Linked DNA regions of Homo sapiens: region 1 is linked to region 2. Evidence: chromatin loops called from intact Hi-C (ENCODE). Cell type or tissue: psoas muscle. All regions are shown on one strand. Links, peaks and the distances in the headings refer to the core of each region. The heading gives the core; the rest is flanking DNA. Region 1 overlaps FHOD3 (formin homology 2 domain containing 3). Region 2 overlaps FHOD3 (formin homology 2 domain containing 3).

Region 1 (9,903 bases), core at 1,494-9,493, 94 kb after region 2:
ACTGCTTGAGTTTTAGGCATTACTTCTGCATTCTAGGCAGCAGAAAGGAGGGAGGGTTGATGAAGGACTTGCCCTATGCTCTTAAGAGGCTTTCTGGAAGTTTACTGGAACATTTCTGTTTACATGTTATTGGACAGAATTTAGTCATGTGGATACAGGTAGCTGCTAAGGAGTCATGGAACTGAATGGTTTTATCTGGCTACTAGGCTACCCAAAGAAACACTGGGGTTCTTCTAGTAAGAAGGAGAGAGTGGATATTTTAATAGGCAACCCAGAAATGAATGGGTTTTTCCTGCTGTATTCTTGAACACAAACGTGAATAAATATGCAGGAAGTTAAAAGGATATTTTGAGTATGATTTTAATCTTAACATATTTTTCTCATTACATTTATGCTGTTCTGCAAATGAAAACAATTCAGTGCTATGAATTGAACTATTTGCACCATATCTTGGGATGCTGATGGCATCTCAGTGCAGATCTTTAGTCTCTTGGCAGTAGCAGTAGGTGGAGAGAGATGTTTCTCCTTCCTGCCTTTCTAGCAATACTTCCTAAGATGCTGTCTTTTAAGTGTGGTAATAAGCTGCTTTCAGTTCTTTTGGATATATACCCAAGCATGGAATTGCTGGATCATGTTGTAATTCTATAACCACTGTTTTTTTCAGAAAGAAAATGCCGGCACTCAGTACTGGTTAGGATTCCAGTTGCAGTAGGTGCTCAGAGCCTGAGGGGAGTGGAGCTGTTGTGTAGTCTCAATGATTTGTTCCATTGTGATGGTCAGGGCATATCAGGAACAAGCCAGGGCAGGTGGGTGCCTGCTGTATGGTTGGTGCCCTGTGCATGCCTAGGCAGAGCTTTAAGCGAGTGGTCAGTGTAATCCCACTCATTCACATGTGCTTTGCGTTCCCTTCAACCTTTGTTCCAAGTTCCAATTTACCAAAATAGGTAAAAGTCTGCCTATTTTCCATGATGCAGGTACATTGTATGTCTGTGACCCCCTCTAAAGGGATGTTTTTGGGTACATTTCAGTGTGTTGTGAGGAGGGAGGTATAGGACAGGGATGGGGGGGATCTGAGGAGAAATATGTGTGGCATGTGGGAAGGCTGGGATCCCCTGTCTTTTGGTCTGGCTGGTGTTGAGACTAGCTCTGAACTCATTCTTCTGGGAGACAGTGTGAGATTTTTGTGATCTAGGACTTATTTGTCCAAAGCTGCCTATTTTCCAGGATTGGAGGAGAGTTTGGGTACCTTGTATCTGACATCAAGCAAGCAGAGATCTACGCCACCCTTCCAGGAAGGGGACACTGCTGTTCTGAAAACAGGCCCATCACATTCCTTGGTGTTGATAATGGGGCACTGGAAGGTGTAGCTCAGGTGCTTCTCCTTTCCATGGCCCCAGATTGCTGGCCTGGCCCAATTTCAGTGTCCTGTTCGTTTGTCCCAAGGAGGGCAAGCATCTGGGGCAGGCTATGACTCATTATTTCAGCTCTGAACACGGCCATGCAAGGCCTTGCCCTTCCCAGCTTGCACCTATGGGTCTGTGAGCTGTCTCACTTGAGTACGACTAGACATGTATTTGAGTTTTCTGATGTGGATTAATCCTAAGTGTCCACACACAGATGTTATATGTGTCTTTTGTTTTGCAATTTGAAAGCTCCCTTAGGAGATCCTGTAGCAGTCTGTCTTTGAGGTCCCCATCTTGTCCCAGAGCTCCACTCTTATCTTGGTGGGTGACCCTGAGGAAGTGGCTCCTGGAGGCATTTTCTCCACCCCAGGCTGCCCTTGGGGCTCAGGGCATGCACCTTGCTGGTTTGGCTAGCCTTGTGCTCAGGTGCTCTAGGGCCTTCTAGCCCCCTCCGCTTTTCTTCTTGCTCCACATTTAGTATTGATGACCCTGCTGCAGAAGGCTCATTTGGTTTTAGAACATTATAGAGAGCTATTGCTGGGAATCCAGGATCAACTGTTTATAGCCACCGCCAGGAAGATGCTCTGAGCTCCCATCTTGCTGGGAGGAAGACCAAGTGAGTACACAGTTAGAGGACAGTTTTGAGTTTAGAGGCACGAGATGGCTGCTGGCCCAACAGGCCAGGCCTGAGGGTTCAGGCAGAATTTGACTTTGCTCCTTCTGAATCATAGAGTTCCTTCATTCACTGGGTGAAAATAAAAATGTAAGAATGTTCCCAAAAGCTGGACAGGAAGAGGGTGTGAGGTGTGGATCCTGGCCGCAGACATCTATCACCCCTCAGCTCCCCATGCATCTTTCTGTGAACTGAAATGTATTTCTCCAGCTCTGATTCTCAACAGTAGAGTTTATGGGTAATTTTAATTAGTTTTCAAGGTTTATTTTTGTATGTTTGTAGAGCCATGGAAAAAAATGAACTGGAAATGAAATATGCTGTTGAATAAATGATAATTTTACATTCTAGAAGAGCTCAGTATTTAAGCAAGACCTTAAAAATAGAGTGAAAAAAGTAATTACTCCAATAAATTTTACCAAAAGAAAAATAGAAACGTTGTTCTTTCCTGTTCCTCTTCTAAATGGAGAGGACAATGGTCTTGTAAGTCCAATTGGTTCCTGTCTGCCCCTACCCCCACAGCTCTTTCCTGGAGACCTCTAGGACTTTCCACTCAAAGTGTGGTCCCCAGGCCAGCAGCATTGACATTACCTAGTTAGAAATGCAGAATCCCAGACCCCACCCAGAGGCTGAATTTTCCCTAGATCTCTGGGTGAACCAGGTGAATCATGAGCGGTCTGAGAAGGAGACTGTGGTTGGTTTGAAGGAGTCCTCTATGAGATTGGGGCAGTGGCAGCTGTGGCCTGGGGAAGGGACCAAGAGGGTGGAGTTCTTCTCACTCAGTGCATCCACCAGAGCTGAGAGCAGGCCTTACCCTGGAACAGGGATGGAGGCTGGGAGCAGAGGTCTAACCAAAGGCAACCAGGAAGTGAGTGTCCACAGCCATCTCCTTTGGGATGGCATCCTCTTTTTCTCTCCATGGACAGAGGAGGAGAGGACCCATCCCGGAAGCAGAATAAGTGGTCACAAAAGAAAAAAAGGATCAGGATGGTGAAGACATTTGACATCGAGGAAGGAGAGTTATAGAAGGGAGATGGAGGAAAGTGTCGGTTGCTGGCTTCACTCTCTGTGCCTTTTATGTGAAAGTGCAAGGCTGACCTGTTGCTCTGGAGGGAGGGGTGGATCACTCTTGCATTCCAGGGAGCCACTGGACACTAGTTAGGGAGAAGGAGAGTTTGGCCAGCATTTTGCAGGACGTGATGCATGGCGTGCTGTGGTCTGAATATTGGTGTCCCCCCAGATTCATGTGATGAAATCCAATCACCAAAGCACTGGTATCAAAAGGTAGGGGCTTTGGGAGGTGAAGGTTCCACCCTCATGAATGGAATTGATATCCTCTTATAGAAGAGGCCCAAGGAAGCTTGTTAACCACTTTCCCCTTCCACCCTATGAGGACACATACACAGTGCTACCTATAAGGAACAAGACCTCACCAGACACTGAATCTGCCGTTACCTTGATCTTGGCCTTCCCAGCCTTCAGAACAGTGAGCAATACATTTCTATTGTTTATGAATTACCCAGTCTAAAGTATTTTGTTATAGCAGTCTGAATGAACTAAGACAGCCTGTCATTGGCAAGGATGCCTTTGTCAACTTCCAAGAGCATGAGAAGGAGGGGTGGGCACATGTCTTCAGAGAGCACTAGACCAAGAGGCTGATTCCCAGGATCTTGCTCTGTGTATCAGCTCCAGCCAGTATGTGGCTTTGGTTGGGTTACTGCACCTCTCTGAGCCTCACTTTCCCAATGTGTAAAACAGGTACAACAACATTCTATGCTCTCTGGGCTTTTGGGAGGATTAGATGGAATCAAGGAAGTAAAAGTGTTCTGAGTTATCATCTGTTGAAAACCTGTGAGGGCAGTGCTTAACCTGGCCCCTCATGTTCTATCCCTCACACGGTATGTAGCACAGAGTGGCCGTCATTACTGGCTAAGCAGACCTGAAGGACCATTTTTACCAATTCATTGATTTACAAGTAGAAATATGTAAGTTACACAGAAAGGTTGCTCACATCCTCTGTGTTTTTGCTCTTTGGCTGTTATAAATAATGCTGTAATGAACCCTTGTATACAAGCATTTATGTGGACGTATGTCTTCACTTCTCTTGCATATATTCTTTTTAAAAATTCCATTTTGTTTTTAAGGCAGGAAACTTAAATGTGGTGCTTTTAAAATTGTGATTGTTCAATTATAGCCCTGAGAACAGTATAAGCCAACAAAGAGTGGTGGCCTTTGGGGCGGGCAAGGTGCGAGAGAAGTACTGAGTCGGCTGGGCGTGGTCCTTTTGTTTTTAAAAACAGAAAAAGTGATGAAGCTCCAGGAGTGAGGAAGGCTGATCACTGCTTGTTCTTCTTTTCACATGGCAGCAAAGAGGCCTTCTTGAGCGTAGCTGGCTCATTATAGATTAATACGCTGATGACAGCAAAGAACCTGAGTGCTCATCTTGATCTATATCCCTTATATACACACATAACCCATGCCACTACCTCTCTGGGATATTTTCTCATATATATGTGTGAAATACATATTATATATTTTATCATAGTATGTAATATGCAATATAAAAATTATAATGTATATTTTTAGTGATATATAATGTGATGCAATTATACACACACACACACACACACACACACACACACACACACATATGAAAATACCCCAGAGAGGAAAAGGGACATGTCCAAGGTCACACAGCTAGCAACTGTCGGGCCAGGACTACAGTCCATTTTTCCACGACTTTAGTCCAGTGCTCTTTCCCTGACATCCATTACTGCTTGTTTGATGTGACATTGTGTGATCCGTTTGAGCCTTTCCCTTCCCTTATGTCACAAAAGGCTTTGTGCAGAGTGGAAAGGAATTTTCTATCTTTCTGATTTTTAAGGCTTTAACAAATATGTTCCACTTTTCAGATTATCTGAACTAGAACCACAGTGAGTTTCCATCAGCTGCAGAAAACCAAAGGTTTACACATAGCAGCATCTTTTGTTTCACATCTGCTGAGAGGCGTGTTTGCCTGAGCTGAAGCTGTGGCCAACGGTGACGCAAGTTAGACGCTTAAGCTGGCAAGGCCATAGGAAAGTTCTCCTTGGTTAGACGTTGCTAAGTCATGACAATGAAGTGAAAATCTTCGAGGATAGTTTTGTTGGGAGGGGGCCATGAGGGTGCAGGGTGCAGAATCCAGTGCTTCTCGGAGCTGCTCAGTGAAAATCCTCTAAGACCAGAGCTGCAGCAGGCCCCAGCCCAGCCAGGAAAGCCCCAGAGTAGTTGAGGGAGCTATGTGTGTCTCCTTCCTCTCTCCCCTAGGGGGCTGGCCTAGGGTGTGTTCTGTCCTCTGCAGCTTCCCTCCTCCCTCTACCCACCTTTTGGAATGGTACTGGTAGAATAGAGTAAGACATTGCATAAGGTGAATCTGCATGCTTATTGGGGGTGTCGAATAGAATGAAGAAAACTAGTTAGTTCACAAAGTTCCCTAATTCTGTTCCCACCTTTAAAGAAACGTCTCTGACATTAACTGCAAGATGAGTGGCAAGTCCTCCTTTTGTGCCACCTACTAAGATTGGAACCTGAGAAGGCCTCCTGTGTGCCGGGGTTACTTGACCCATACATGCTCTCAGAATGGAACTTATCACTTACGGATCTTACTGTTGATCTTCCCCAAACAAATATACTCCATGCAGAATTTTAACTCTTAGTCATCATAAAAACACTGGAGATTTTAGTAAAAAAACACAAAAACATAAAATCATAAGAAAAGGTTAGCCAAATAATTACGGATTCCATTAGGAATTGTTCTAGAGTCTGGCCAGCAACTATCAGTCAAAGACATTTCAATTTAAGGTGGGAATATTCGTAACTGTATTGGGATACCTGAGCAATTTCTAAAAAGAACTGGTGCCTGGACCCTGTGGCAGCCCAGTGGGATCTGACTTGCTGAAGGTAGAGTGGGCATTGGTGTCCTTTAAAAGTTTTTCCAGGTGATCCTACCAGGTGACCAGGGCTGAGAACCACTGAGCTAAGGCAAGCCCCAGTGCCCTTGGGGTATCCATAGCTGGGGCCTTGCTCTGTGTGAAGGCTTTCCTTGTGGGATCATATTTCTACCTTATTAGCAGGGAGGTTTTGATATCCCCTGCATACAGAGGCAGAAACTGAACTTCCCTGGTTTAGGTAACTTACGTTCTCCTCTCTTCCCTCCCGCAATCTGCTCCCTGAGGGTTTGGGCAGTGCTGGCCACTGACCCAGGCCTCTCTGACCTCCTGGGCTTTCCTGTCTCTTGGTCCTGCCCTCCTGTAGGGATTCTCTCAGTCTACAAGCTTTTCTGGACTAGCCCCAGGTCAGCCATCTGCTGAGGTGTTGCCTGCTTGGGGTGTTGGTGACATATCCCCTGGGATGTTGGTTCATATCCAGACCTGGCCTCTTACTGCTCTGTGACCTCAGGTGACCTCTCCAGGTGTCTGCTTCCTTATCCATAAATCAGGGATTGTAGTGTTCTCCTTATGGAGTTGATAAAATGAATTAAATGAGGTGAAAGTGTGAAAGACTTGGCCCAGCAGCTGACACCTAAAAGGAGGCAAGTTGTTGCTATTGTAGAATAGTATGCATGCATATGGCCTGACCCCATGCTAGGTTCCAAATGCCTGCAGGGCAGATTTTCAAATGCCAGTGTGCAGATGTATCACTTGGGGACTCAGATTTGGTAGGTCTCGGGCGGGGCCTGAGATCCTGAATTTCTGACAAGCCCCTAGGTGATGTCAAGGCCTGAGTCATCAGTTCGTGCAATTCTCATGCACCCAGTTCAGTGGCTATTGGGGGGCTCAAGGGAAATGCACTGGGTAGCTGAGCAGTTGTGTGCTTGCGGTATTGTTCCTCCATCCTTGGACCTGAGGGCTGCCATGCTTGCTGTTCTTATGGTGTGACTATGAGTGCTTTTAGCTTTCGTCGCTAGAATTTTTTTTCAGTCCTTTTGGTTAGCAATTACTAGAAGTGTAAAATCAGTTACACATTTATACTCTGATATGAAACCAATGATCTAATAGATGATAATACCACTAATGCTCTCTTCATATTCTGACTTTTGTGAGTCATTGGTGTCCTTTAAAAGTTTTTCCAGGTGATCCTACCAGGTGACCAGGGCTGAGAACCACTGAGCTAAGGCAAGCCCCAGTGCCCTTGGGGTATCCATAGCTGGGGCCTTGCTCTGTGTGAAGGCTTTACTTCATTCCTTATTTATAAAACATCAGCCCCCGTGAGGTAGAAAGAGAAATGGACATGTGGCTGAAAGTTCAGGGTTAAATCCCTGTCTCTTCCATTTAGTAGCTATTTTCTTTGATTTCTCCAGCCCTGAATTTGTGCATCTGTAAGATGGGCCTCACAACACTTCACAGCACTGGGTTATTAAATGGAAATGTTGAAGAGGTTCGATTCCACCAATTTGTCTAGTTATATTAACATTTACAATTGCAGAAGGATTTATTTCAAAGATCAAATCATATTTTAAAGCTATGGAGATATTCTTCTTTCCTTTCCACTTTCTTTGGAGGTAGAGGTAAGTGTCAGGCTCGTATGAGCCAAATTGATAGTCATGGAAGGCTTGCAGGATGCAATTTAAATTTTCAGGTTTTTATTTTTTGGCCTACATTATTTTATGGGTGTGTGACATCTCAAGGTAGGATTTCTTGAATATATAAAATACAGGTGGAAATAGGATAACAACAACAACAAAAAACAGAAATGGAATAAAGCTAAGGACCAATGTTTATAGAACTCAGGATGAACAAAGAATTTATGCTTCGTAAGTTTCCCAAAGAGCTAGCTGTGAGGACATGTTTATATGACTGTGAACATACCAAAATATGGAACAGATGTGATTCTTGTCCACATGGAGGAATAAGTCTTGTTTGTGGCTGTAAGGTTCATGTATACTGGGAATTGCATAATAATTATTTTCCTTTTTTTCCCCCTTTGTCGGTTAAATGAAGTGAGGCTCTGTTTCTATTTAAAACATGGCATTTCAAGTTTGCCTGTGGGTTCCAGAAGTTGAATCAGCTGCTCAGTGGTCTGTGCCCAGCAGTGCTAAGCACTTAGTAGGTTTTTGATAATGGTGAGGTGTCAAATTCATTTCAGTAGTGTGGACTTTGATGAGCTTTGATCTGCCCTAAGTTCACATTGTGGCCTTGCCTGTTTTTTGTTTTTGTTTTTGTTTTTTTGTTTTTGTTTTTGTTTTTTTAAAGCAAGGTGGCACCTGCAGATGCTTTTAGAGGCAATGAGAAATGGGACCAGTTTTCATGGAATGCTCATCATGCTGGTGCTGGGTCACCTGTCACACTGATATGGCATTGAATAGGCATTGCTGCTACAAATACAGCTGCTGAAATGTGGCCTGCCACAAAGATACTGATTTGAGCTGAGTCAGACAGCTCACAAATATACTGGTCCTCTTGCCTTGTTTTATTACTCTTACGTTTTTGAGAGCTAGATTTTATACCTTGTAAGAGTTTTCCTCTCAGCGTTTATGGGCCTCAAAACAGCCTTGGCATGTGCGGGAATGAGGATGGCGCATTTGGGTCCGGACCTTCTGGCATAGGATTAGGAGTGGTTGGGGGTGGGGAGAGAGGGATGCAAATGCCTTTTACAGGTGACATTTAAACGGGGTGTGTTTGGGTTAGCAAACTCTTTTTGAAAATCTGCCCCCCGCCCTGAGCCTATCAGTCATATTCACTTTAGAATGAATGAATTTGATCTGAGATGAGCTGCCCTTGGGGACTGGGAGCTCTTATATTTGGAAGGTTATTGCGGAATTTTGGAATTATTGATAGTGCATATTCTGGCGGGCAGCTTGAGTCAGAACAGTCTATAAACCACTTTCATGGACTGGTAAAGAGAAGAGGCTGTTGGCAGGAGCCCATATTAGTGGCAGGCCCCACTAGGGTACTCTCTGTGTGTGATCAGACCATGTGTGTGTTCTCACCTGGCTTACCACGTCACCCATCTGTCCACCTGCTTACCTACGCATCCGCCCTCCAGTAAACGTTGACCAGGTGCACCTGCTTCTGTGCCTGCTGTGGGATGAAGTCATGCCTGAGACCAGTGCTGTGCACAGAGAAGGGCTTCAGGGTCCATTAGTATACAGTGTAATCGCATCATGTGTCTGGACCAACTGATCAGTGGTAAAGATATGCCTGCTGTCCTCTGCTTTCCCTGTCAGTCTTTGCTCACCTCTCAGTTTCCTCCTCCAAGGACTACTCTAGTTCCCCTTTCCCCACCACATAGGAATGTGGTCCAGAGTCACATGTGAAGCTTTTTAAACAGACAAATGTAGAGCTGGCTTGAGAGGGCTTTATAAGGCCACAGAGCTTTTTTGGGTGATTCCAACCTGCAGCCATATTAAAAAGTAGTACTTTACAAATTCTCTTTTTGCTCCAGTCTCTACCAATTCATTGATCCTCCCTCATATACATTTCCCCACCAACATGCTCCCTGCTGTCTGCCGGTGCTTGTGAGCACTAATGATGGTGGTAACAGCCCTGCTGCTTTGGTTGCACATCTGCCAGGGACTCTGCACCTTGTTATGACCCTCACACTCACGATTTCAGTTTAACCCAAGTCTAACAGGCTTGCAAAATAGGTGTCATCACTCCATTTTATAGATAAGAAAACTGAGGTTCAAAAAGGTTCCCAGATATCAAAGACTTGAGCGTAAGCGATGGAGTAAGAATTTGAATTGAAGTTTGTCTGACTCCGAAGACACATTTTCCTATATGTTAGGCTGCTTCTCTAAACTCTACTGTGAGCTTCTGCAGACACCCTACACGAATCCATCCAATGTAGAGT
Region 2 (9,903 bases), core at 1,440-9,439:
CTAGAATTTGCTTCAGAATAATTCCAGATAAGAGACAAGTAGGTGAGTCAATATATGGATGGAACAGGATAGACTGTGAGTTAAAGTTGGATTATAGGTATGTGGGGAGGGCTCATGATACTACTTTCTATACTTGTGCATATACTGAAATATTTTAATAAAAGAGCTAAAAAAATTAGGTTACAATTCCAATAGTCCCCTTGGGATCAGAGCTCTTTCATTAAGTGTTACTGTATGATCTGAGTGTGTTTTCTATGGCTGAGATAGCTAACCATCAGTGGATTTTTTTTTTCATACCTCCAATGATACTTTTCTTCCCACCCTGATTGTTGTGTTCTCCTTAGAATCTTAGAAAAACAAGTGTAGGGCATCTGTCTTTTTATGTTCAGGGTGTCTTTCTAGGCTCAATCAATTCCCATGATGAAGTAAACAATTGTCAGTTACATAAACTATTAGCTTAGTAAGCGAAATGCTAAGGTAGAGATATTATACCTGTGGTTTCAGTATATGCTCCTAAATTTTTATTACTAAACTGTGAAGTTGCTAAGGCTATAATAAGTGATAACAATATATAAAGGCACTCAGTTTCCTAAGGCTGTTGATGCCCATGACATGCCTGCATAGCCACACTGGGGTGTTGTCCAGTTCCCAGTGAGCCAGCTCTGCGTCCGCCTTCAGTATGCCTCAGAAGAGGTTCTCAGTTTACAGTGAATGGCAGTGATGCTTTAATGTACATGAAAATGTAAGTTGTATACCTTGGCACCCTTATAATTACAGTCAACATTGATTTTCTATGGGCAGATAAACTTATTTATGAATTAACTGTTAAAGAGGGAGGAAGATCAATTATTTTTTGAAAAAAAATTATCACCAATCTGCAAAATATATACCCAGAAGTTTCTCTGTTTTTAGAGACACATAGTAACAAATGGAATCTACATTGTATCTATTTACAAACTGGAAACATCCAACTCCTCTTCACCAGTTAGTTTTGTAATCTAGATGTTAAAATGTTAGACTCCAAGGAAAAATGTTTAGAGTTTAATGTTAGAAAAGAAAATCTTAAAATTTTTGATCAACTTGAAAAAAGGGAAAATGTTAAACAACTTGCAGTTCAATATAGAAAGGTATTCCTAGACTTGGCAAAAATGAAACAAATTAGTTTCTCTTTGAATATCTTTAACGTTCTTGAAGAAGAGAAAACCAAGAAGGAAACTCCTGTGGTGCTGAGGTGCCTCATCATGCACTGATTTTTATAGCAGAGAATGAAATGCCAGAGCTGTAACCAGAGTGTGTGGGACAAGCCCAAGATTTTTTTAAGTTCTCAGAATAGAAGATAACCAAGGCATCTTCTGACTGCTTGATCAGAGCCAAAGAGTGGCTTGGGGTGTATAGCAAATGAATTGATGGGCAAACACTACCAGCTTGCATGGCTGGACACTGACAGGCTGGAGACTCTGAGTAGTGGGGTGGTCCTTGGGGGAGAAAACGAGGAGGAGGGTCCCTCTGGCTAAACCAGAGCCACACACAGCCTGCAGCCAATCACTGACCACAATTTTGACTAAAGAAGTTTATACCAATTGCATTTTATATCACTTTAACAATTGTTTGGTTTTATTTATGATTTGAGGTCACCTTCTTCAACCCTCCCAGAGTCAATGAAAATGAGCATGTGGTGACATTGGGGTTGAGACAAGTCGTTGATAGAATACTGTCCCCCTCCTCTGTCTGTAGTGTGATTAAATGAAAGCAAAATGAAATATTGTTAAGGGTGCTACACCCTAGAAACCTAGCTTTTAACCCTTCTGAACAATAAGGAGGAAACTTATTTCTGGGAGTCTTAGTGGCTGTGGTCCTCTGATTTCATGACATATGTGCTTGCAGCTGGAAGGGCATGGGCGCTGGAGCCCCTGGGAGAGCAGCCAACAGAGAGGACATTTGCAGTGTCCAAGTGGTGGAGAGTGTGGAGGGCTCGGAGCACAGTCTACAGTGGCCCCTCTGAGGTGCCTCACTCCCACAGCCTCGAGTGTGTTTCTGGGCTCTGGGCTCCATTGTCTGTCTAAGGGTTTGTGTGCTGACATTGCACTGTCTTACTCACTGTAGTTTACAGTAGGTCTTGATGATGTCTGGTGGGGTGGAGGCTTCCTGCTTGCCTTAGAACATAGCCATTAATGGAAAGAGAGGAAAAGTTAGAACCAGATATGTTCCATTCAGTGATCTTAACATAGAGAAACAGGCTAGGCAACCAACTTGTGTGACCAGCCAAAGAGGAAAGAGACATTTAAAAAATAAGAGTCAGGTCATATCACTCCTCTGCTCCAAACCTCCCTTAGCCCTCTTGCCATTCAGGGCAAACTCCAAAGTCCTCGAGTAGTTGGTCCACTTCTCCATGAAGGCAGAGTTTTTTGTTTTGTTTTTGTTTTTTTTAAATCTGTTTTGTTTACTGGTGCAGCCCAAGAGCCTAGAACAGCGTCTGGCACATAGTGAGTGTACAGTAAATATTTACTGAGTGAGAGGATAACCGTGATTTAGAGTTAGAAGGGAGGAAGAATAGTCTGCTCATCCCAGCCATTTCCTTGCAGAAGTCCCTTGTGTAAAGCCTCTGCTAGGAGCACCTCCTGACTTCTTCATGTATCATAGTGACCAGTTGCCCTCCGGCCTTGGAGTATAGCCTTTCCTATTTTTGAGCTTTATTTTTTATTTTTCTGAGACGGAGTCTTGCTCTGTCGCCCAGGCTGGCATGCAGTGGCACAGTCTCGGTTCACTGCAACCTCCACTTTCCAGGTTCAAGCAATTCCCCTGCCTCAGCCTCCCAAGTAGCTGGGATTACAGGCATGCGCCACCATGCCTGGCTAATTTTTGTATTTTTAGTAGAGATGGGGTTTCACCATGTTGGCCAGGGTGGTCTCGAATTCCTGACCTCGTAATCTGCCCGCGTCAGCCTCCCAAAGTGCTGGGATTACAGGCATGAGCCACTGCGCCTGGCCTGAGCTTTATTTTTTAGAAGTCCATTTTTCCCTAATTTGTATTTGGAGCGATGGTCCTCATATCTCCACAGATGGGGATGGACATGGCCCTTGAAAATTAATTGGTTGTGCCCAAGAGGATGGAAATAGGGTGGATAAGCCACAAGAACCATGACCCCAGGGTTTGGTCATGGAGTGATCTGTGACCTACAACCTGCAGATAGTGTCTACGGGGGCTGCTGGAAGTGCCACACCTGTTACCTTCCCCTGTGGTGGCAGAAGTAAAGAGCTGTTTTATGCCCATGAGAAAGCTGTGTAATGTGGACTGTTTTTATTACTCAGATCAGTATGTGTTTATTGATGTGCATGTGTCTTGTACTCTAAAGTATCTTCACACTGTAGTTCCATGCAGCTGTCCACTTAAACTGTGTGTGTGGGTGGACACAGGATGACTTTGCTGGAGAGAGGTTACTACTGACAAAGCTAGACTCAGGGAAGGAAAGACTAACAAACAAGGATTTCTCCCTTATACAACAAAGCATCTGTTCCTGTCACAGAATGAACACATGGATACATTTGGAGACTACAGAAAAGCACTTTGAAGAAATACAAATCACTTTTCTCATCACCCAAAGGGAACCACTCTTAACACTTTTGTGTCTTGCCAGAATTTTAACATCTATTCATAATAATATCTGAATACTTTCCCAAGTCATTAAATATTCTTGGAGCACATCATCTTTAATGACAGTTAGGTAATCCAGTCTATGTATGTACCATGATCCATGTAACCATTGTTCCCAGGTTCCATGAGGGAAAGTGCTCTTTCTTCTTGAATGTTAAATTTGTCCATGCTTGGTACTTAATACATATTTGTAAAATGAATGCATGAATGATTGAACTATTGGAGGTTTAGGTAGTTGCCAATAAGGAAAATACAGATAGTGCTATAATACATACCTGCAGAAAAATAAATATTTTTTCTCATATTTGATTACTTCCTTAAGACGAATTCTCAATGTTTAGTTGCTGAGTTGAAGGATAAAGATTTCATCTTGGATAGGAGCAGTTACCCTCATTTTAAGCATTGGAGGTAGCTGGAAAGATGGTCTCTAAATCCATCTGGGGCAGGTGAAGAGCCAGGCCAAGTTATGAAGCCCAGCTCCAACCTGACTTCTTCCTTTCTTTGTGCAGCTGGTATCACCTCCAAGACTGACACTTGAACTCAGAATACCACCAGGTGGGATTCAGAGATGATTGTTAAAACCGTGAATAAATTACATGTATGTATCCCATTGTCTCTACCCATTTTGAAGAACAAAACTCATTCTAGGCTTTCCTGGCCATCCCTCAGACACACCCGGGCTGTGCACTGAGCACCTTCGGACCCAGGACACTGTGGGTCTCACTTCATCCTGTGGCTGCGTCCCTCCACCAGATGTAAAGCCCCAGTAGCAGGAAGCACATTAACTTACCTTTCATTTCAGAGTTCCTAGGACAGGGTCTGTTACATAGTAAGCCCCAACAAATATTTTTTTGAATATTTGCAAGAATGTTAAATGGAAAAAGTGCAACATATGTTAATATACATGATGATTGCAGCAATAGGAAAGTGTCTGTAGGGTGGAGCCTTAGCCTTCAGATCCCTAAACTGTCGCCATGATTTGTGGATGTTATAACTCCTCCCCCACACTGTAGGTGAGTGTGGTAGAACCAACTCTTCAATGTATCAAAAACTTGTTTCTGGCCTCCCTACTGAGTCCCTGCTAGATCCTCCAGCAGGAAAGTACAGCTTGCAAGGAAGCCCCATGTTGGCAAGAGAAGGCATGCTGTCCTGGATGGTGTGGGCATGCCTGGGGGCTCTCGTGGGTGGGGTGGGTATTGGGGTCTTCTCTTATGGAGGGAGACCAGGCCAGACTTAAGGCCTGCAGTTCACGATGGGGAAGTACCAGCTTGTGAGCCAGGTGCTCTCACTTGTACTGTTCCTAAGCCTTGTTTTCCGTTCCTGCCCATGCTGAGCCGAGGGGAAGAGCGTTGTGAGCTTGTGTGAGGGGGAGGGTCCCTGAGGCAAGTGTGGCCACAGTGGCTGCAGCAGCTCTGATTAATGGGAAATTCCAAGAGGAAGGTAGACCTGGGGAGAAAGGAGTGGTGGCTGCAGAGTCCAACTGCCCTTCTTGCCAAACACGGAGATTCTGCCTTTTGCCAACCGTGGAGGCTCTGCGTAGGAGATTTTATTTCAGGTGATGGTGCTCACCTTGGAGGGATCTGTTACTCATTCCCATATCAGATCATAGCTTCAGGCTGCAGGAGGACTCAGGCAGGCTCCTGACCGCAGCTTCTGTGAATCACCAGACACCGGCAGTCCGGGAGCGGCTAGTGTCTGAGCTGCCAGTGCCCGGAAGTGAGAGAGGTTATCCAGTCTTCCTGCTGCTCCTCCATCCAACCTCAGCAGCACCATGTGCCTGGGAGCAGGGAAAGGAGAGCTGTTGGGCAGTCCTGTCCAGAACAATAGTCAAGGATACGAGTGGTTTTTTGTTCCCAGAACTGAGTGCATTTTTGTGGACAGTGATTCATTACAGAATACGCCAGTACTAGAACCACAGCATGTCTGTGCAGTTTACTAGGCACTGGGACATAGGTTAGCCTGGCTGATCCTCTCATGACCCTGAAAGAGGGCAAGTGGGGCATTTGGGCCTCCGTCTCAAAGGTGAGAAAATGAAAATCAGTTGGTTCATGACCAATGCACTGTAATCACCCCTCACAGGGTGAAAAAATGAACTCAGCACATGGCTTCTGTTGTTCCGCCTGGCTCCCTGTCTCCATCTGTCAGAGATAAACCTGAAGGATGTGTGTTGACACCCAAAGAAGTGTGCAGAGTGAACACAGTCAGAGAAAAATGTAAGCTGAGTTGACATGACATTAAATGGAACAAGTTGGTGCTTAGTTTTACACAGGCTGGGGAGTAGAGCTTGGCTATGTGGTAAGCTTTATTTCTATCAATGCTACTGATCCCAGGAATGTGAAAATGATATCCTTTATTATGATGATGGGCTGGGGAAGTAAGGCATAAACATAATGCAAAGTGAAGTAACAACTGAAGGCAGCATATGACTCATGTCAAAGTGTGACATAGGCCTGTGGGGCTATAGAAATATCAACTTGGGGCCGGGTGCAGTGGCTTATACCTGTAATCCCACCACTTCAGGAGGTTGAGGTGGGTGGATCACCTGAGGTCAGGAGTTTGGGACCAGCCTGGCCAACATGGCGAAACCCCATCTCTACTAAAAAGTACAAAAATTAGCCAGGCATGGTGGTGGGTGCCCGTAATTCCAATTACTCAGGAGGCTGAGGCAGGAGAATTGCTTGAACCTGGGAGGTGGAGGTTGCAGTGAACCGAGATCGTGCCACTGCACTCCAGCCTGAGCAACAGGAGTGAGACTCCATCTCAAAAAAAAAAAAAAGAAAAGAAAAAAAAAAGAAATGTCAACTTGGGAAAAATCCACGTGGACTGCATGGCCTGGAAAGCCTCGTGGAGAAGGAGGGTGGGGTTTCAGTTGGTGAAAGGGAGGTAAAGGGCACCTGGTACAGGTGAGACACAGGTAGGATATGGGAGTCAGGATCAGGCTCCAAGGCTCTGGGTGGGTGAAGATAGCCCCCTGGAGGGATGTGGCCTGCAGCAGTGGGCCCGGGGCTAAGCTAATATATGGGGTTGACTGGGGAGCAGAGGCTGTTGTCAATGACCACAAACTGAATAAAAAATTATTTTCATTTCATGTAATAGAAACATGACAGAAAAGGAAAGGAAGAGGAAAGACAGACAGGAAGAAAATAATTACAGAAAAGATGACAGAAAGAGAATTGGGGCAAAGAAGAAAGGAGATGGATGGATGGGGAGTCACTGAAAGGCCACCTGTGTAGATAGCATGGGAGGAGGAAGGGAGACAGGGACAAGCCTCAGGATGTGTCTGGGCAGGGAGGGCGGGGACCCCTGCTGTTCATAGTCCCAGCCACTGCTAATTCCTGGTGAGCTGATTATCAAGTGTTAGCCAGTGAGGGCTTACGATGTGACCCTTTCTGGGAGCTTTCTCTCCTTCCTCCCTTTCACAGATGTTCTTGGGTGTCTGCTTGATGTCAGATTCTGCTGGTCCACAGAGTAACACAAATAAATGACACCAAGGGCTGGCAAAATGGTGCTGGGCTCCATGTCAGACAGACCTGAGCTCCGTGTTTCTAATGAAATCTTCGGACAGTAGCACCTCCCTCATGGGCTGTTGTGGACAAACACAAGGTCCTCATATTTTTTGTATGTCACAGGAGCATGCGTGGCCTCCAGCCCCAGGTGCCATGTGCAATGGTGAGCCATGTTCCTTTCCCAGCATTGTAGTCCCTTCCCTGCAGCTGTGCTATGAGATCTCCTCTTACCATCCCACACCTGCACCCCCACCACAGTGTCCCCACTCCCAACGTGGATCCTCACCTTTGACTGCAAAGACAAAGCAGACCACTCAGATGCAGCCCTGGCCCCTGCCTGCCTCAACCTCCACCTGCACCCACGTGCCCTGCTGTGCCCTCTTTGCTGATGGGGGGAGGGGGGACAGGTGCGCCCCTTCTTCTGGCAATGCCAGCCCTTTTCCACTGTGTCTTCACCCTCTCCTTCCCTCTGAGATCCTCCCATTAGCATTTAGGTGGGCTAAAGCCTCTTTTGTCCAGAAAGTCCCTCTTCCCTGGCCCTGGGCCCAGCTGTCCTTCTTCCACCCTTCAACCCTCAAGCCTCCCAGACCTGTCTAAGCCCCACTGTCTTACCTTCCCCCTGCCCTGTACCCTCCCAGTTCCTGTCACTACTGCAATAAAACTACTCTTGCTAAGGTACTTGTCTTTAAATCTAGTAGACACTTTTCCATTCTTGACTTATAGAATCTCACAGCAGCAATTGCTGTTTCTGATGGTCCCCTTTGAGGAATGCTTGCCGTTCTGTTTGATGGTGCGGTATTCACCTGCCCTCTCTAGTCCTTCTCAATCCTTCTGCTCCCTCTGGCTGTTTGAATGTTGGCCTTTCTCAGGTTTCTGTCCAAAGACCACACCTCCTCCTCACAGTCACCCTCTTTGTCCTGGATGGCTTTGAGGGCTTTCTGACGACCCCCTAGAGCTGACCCCTGGCTCAGCTCTCTCTGGGCTCTGAGGCCAAATACCCAGCTGCCCTTTGAACAGCTCGTCCTGGACGTCCCAACAGGCATTGAACCTGCCCCGCATCTAGATCAGATCTTGTCATCTTCCCACAGACCCATACTGCCTCAGCGAGGAGCATTGCCAGCCAGTTGCCCAAACCAACTGAGAACCTCTCCCTAGCAGCAATCCCTGCTCTGTCAGAATCACGTTCTGTTGATTATCCTGCCTCTTGGAGTCTACCTGCTTCTCCCTCTGGTCCATGTGTCATCCATGGCATATGGAAAGTGCTCAATAAATATTTATTGAATGAATGGAAAATAAGTTAATGTTTGAGAAAGTGTCAGTCACATGGGGATTGCTCAGAAAATGTGGGTGCCTATATTAGTTATCTATGGCTATGAATAAATCACCCCAAACGTAGTGGCTTCAAACAATCATATTTATTATCTCTCACAGTTTCCTTGGGCCATGAATTTGAAGGCAGTTCCTTGGGTGGTTCTGGCTCAGGGTCTGTCATGAGGGTGCAGCTGGATCATGGCCGGCCCTGGTATCATCTCAGATTTCTTCAGTCATATGGCCAGTGCCTGGGCTGGGAAGTGCCAATAGCTGGGAGCTCCTTGGGTGTCTCTCTTCATATGTCAATGGTCTCTCCCCAGGGTCTCTCTAGTATGGTGTCCTCAGGGTAGGTGGACTTCTTATGTGGCAGCTCCAGGCTCCAAAGTGAGAGGTCCAGGTGGGTGCTGCTCTCCCTATCTAGCCACATGCTCTGGCTGTACTCTACTTGTTAGAAGTGAATCACCAGGGCTGGCCCTCATTCAAGGGCAAGGGGGAATTAGATATCATTGTTTTATGGAAGAATTGCCAAAGAATTTGTGAACTTAAAAAAAACCTTCATATTTGGTAAAATTCACTTTTATTTTTGGTGCACAGTCCTATGAGTTTTCATATATGCATAAGTTTTTGTGACTGCCACCACTAACAGGACACAGAACAATTCCAGGAACCTAAAGAATTATCTCGGGCCACCCTTTTGTAGTTGTGCATTCTCAGAGGCCACTGATCTGTTTTCTTTCCCTGTAGTTTTGCTTTTTCCGGAATGCTATATGAATAGAATCATTTCGTGTGTAGCCTTTTGAGACTGGCTTCTTCACTCTGCACAGTGCCCTTCAGATCCAAGTTGTTGGGTGCTTCAGGAGTTCCTGCCTTTTGATTGCAGAGCAGTTTCCCCTGGTATGGATATCCCACAGTTTGTTCATCCATTCACTCACTGAAAGACACCTGGGTTGTTTCTGGTTTTTGGTGATTATGAATAAAGCTGCTCTAAACATTTGCATAGAGATTTTGTGTGAACCTAAGTTTTCATTTTTCTGTGATAAATACCTAGATTCTTTATTCAGCAGATAATTACCTGGCTCTCTCCTTAGCAGGGCAGTCAGGAGGTTTCTTATTTGGCAAGTTATCCTTTGTCCGAATAATTTGTCTTTTTTTTTTTTTTGAGACAGAGTTGCACTCTGTTGCCCAGGCTGGAGTGCGGTGGCATGATCATGGTCACTGCAGCCTCGACCTCCTAGGCTCAAGTGATCCTCCAGCCTCAGTCTCCTGAGTAGCTGGGGCTACAGGCATGAGCCACTGCACCTGGCCTGTCAGAAGAATTTGTCATTCGAGTTTCTGAACTTCAGAATGTAAGCACTTTTTAAAACACTGCCCACAAAAAAGATCATTCATTTAGATATCTTGTTTGTTCTTAATTCTTATGCCTCCCAAAGCCCTG

Evidence for each region. A loop is a pair of places that touch in the nucleus more often than their neighbours do. Peaks named below come from ENCODE experiments on the same cell type or tissue, not always from the same donor. Only the 100,000 strongest peaks of a DNase experiment are listed, where the experiment ranks them.
Region 1: it touches region 2 in a loop (2.0-fold over the local background); 21 of 110 quality-filtered maps call a loop at or near these places.

Annotation. Positions count from the first base shown.
Region 1 is chr18:36,397,824-36,407,726 of GRCh38, forward strand. All of the region lies in intron 3 of FHOD3 (formin homology 2 domain containing 3), which reads left to right. Among named protein-coding and RNA genes, the nearest start is that of FHOD3, 110 kb to the left of the region's middle. In psoas muscle, for the core only: no CTCF peak of the experiment used is centred there; a DNase peak (open chromatin) is centred at 5,118; H3K27ac peaks cover 971 bases.
Region 2 is chr18:36,304,275-36,314,177 of GRCh38, forward strand. The region is part of intron 1 of FHOD3 (formin homology 2 domain containing 3); the gene reads left to right. Among named protein-coding and RNA genes, the nearest start is that of FHOD3, 12 kb to the left of the region's middle. In psoas muscle, for the core only: no CTCF peak of the experiment used is centred there; a DNase peak (open chromatin) is centred at 5,357; H3K27ac peaks cover 1,438 bases.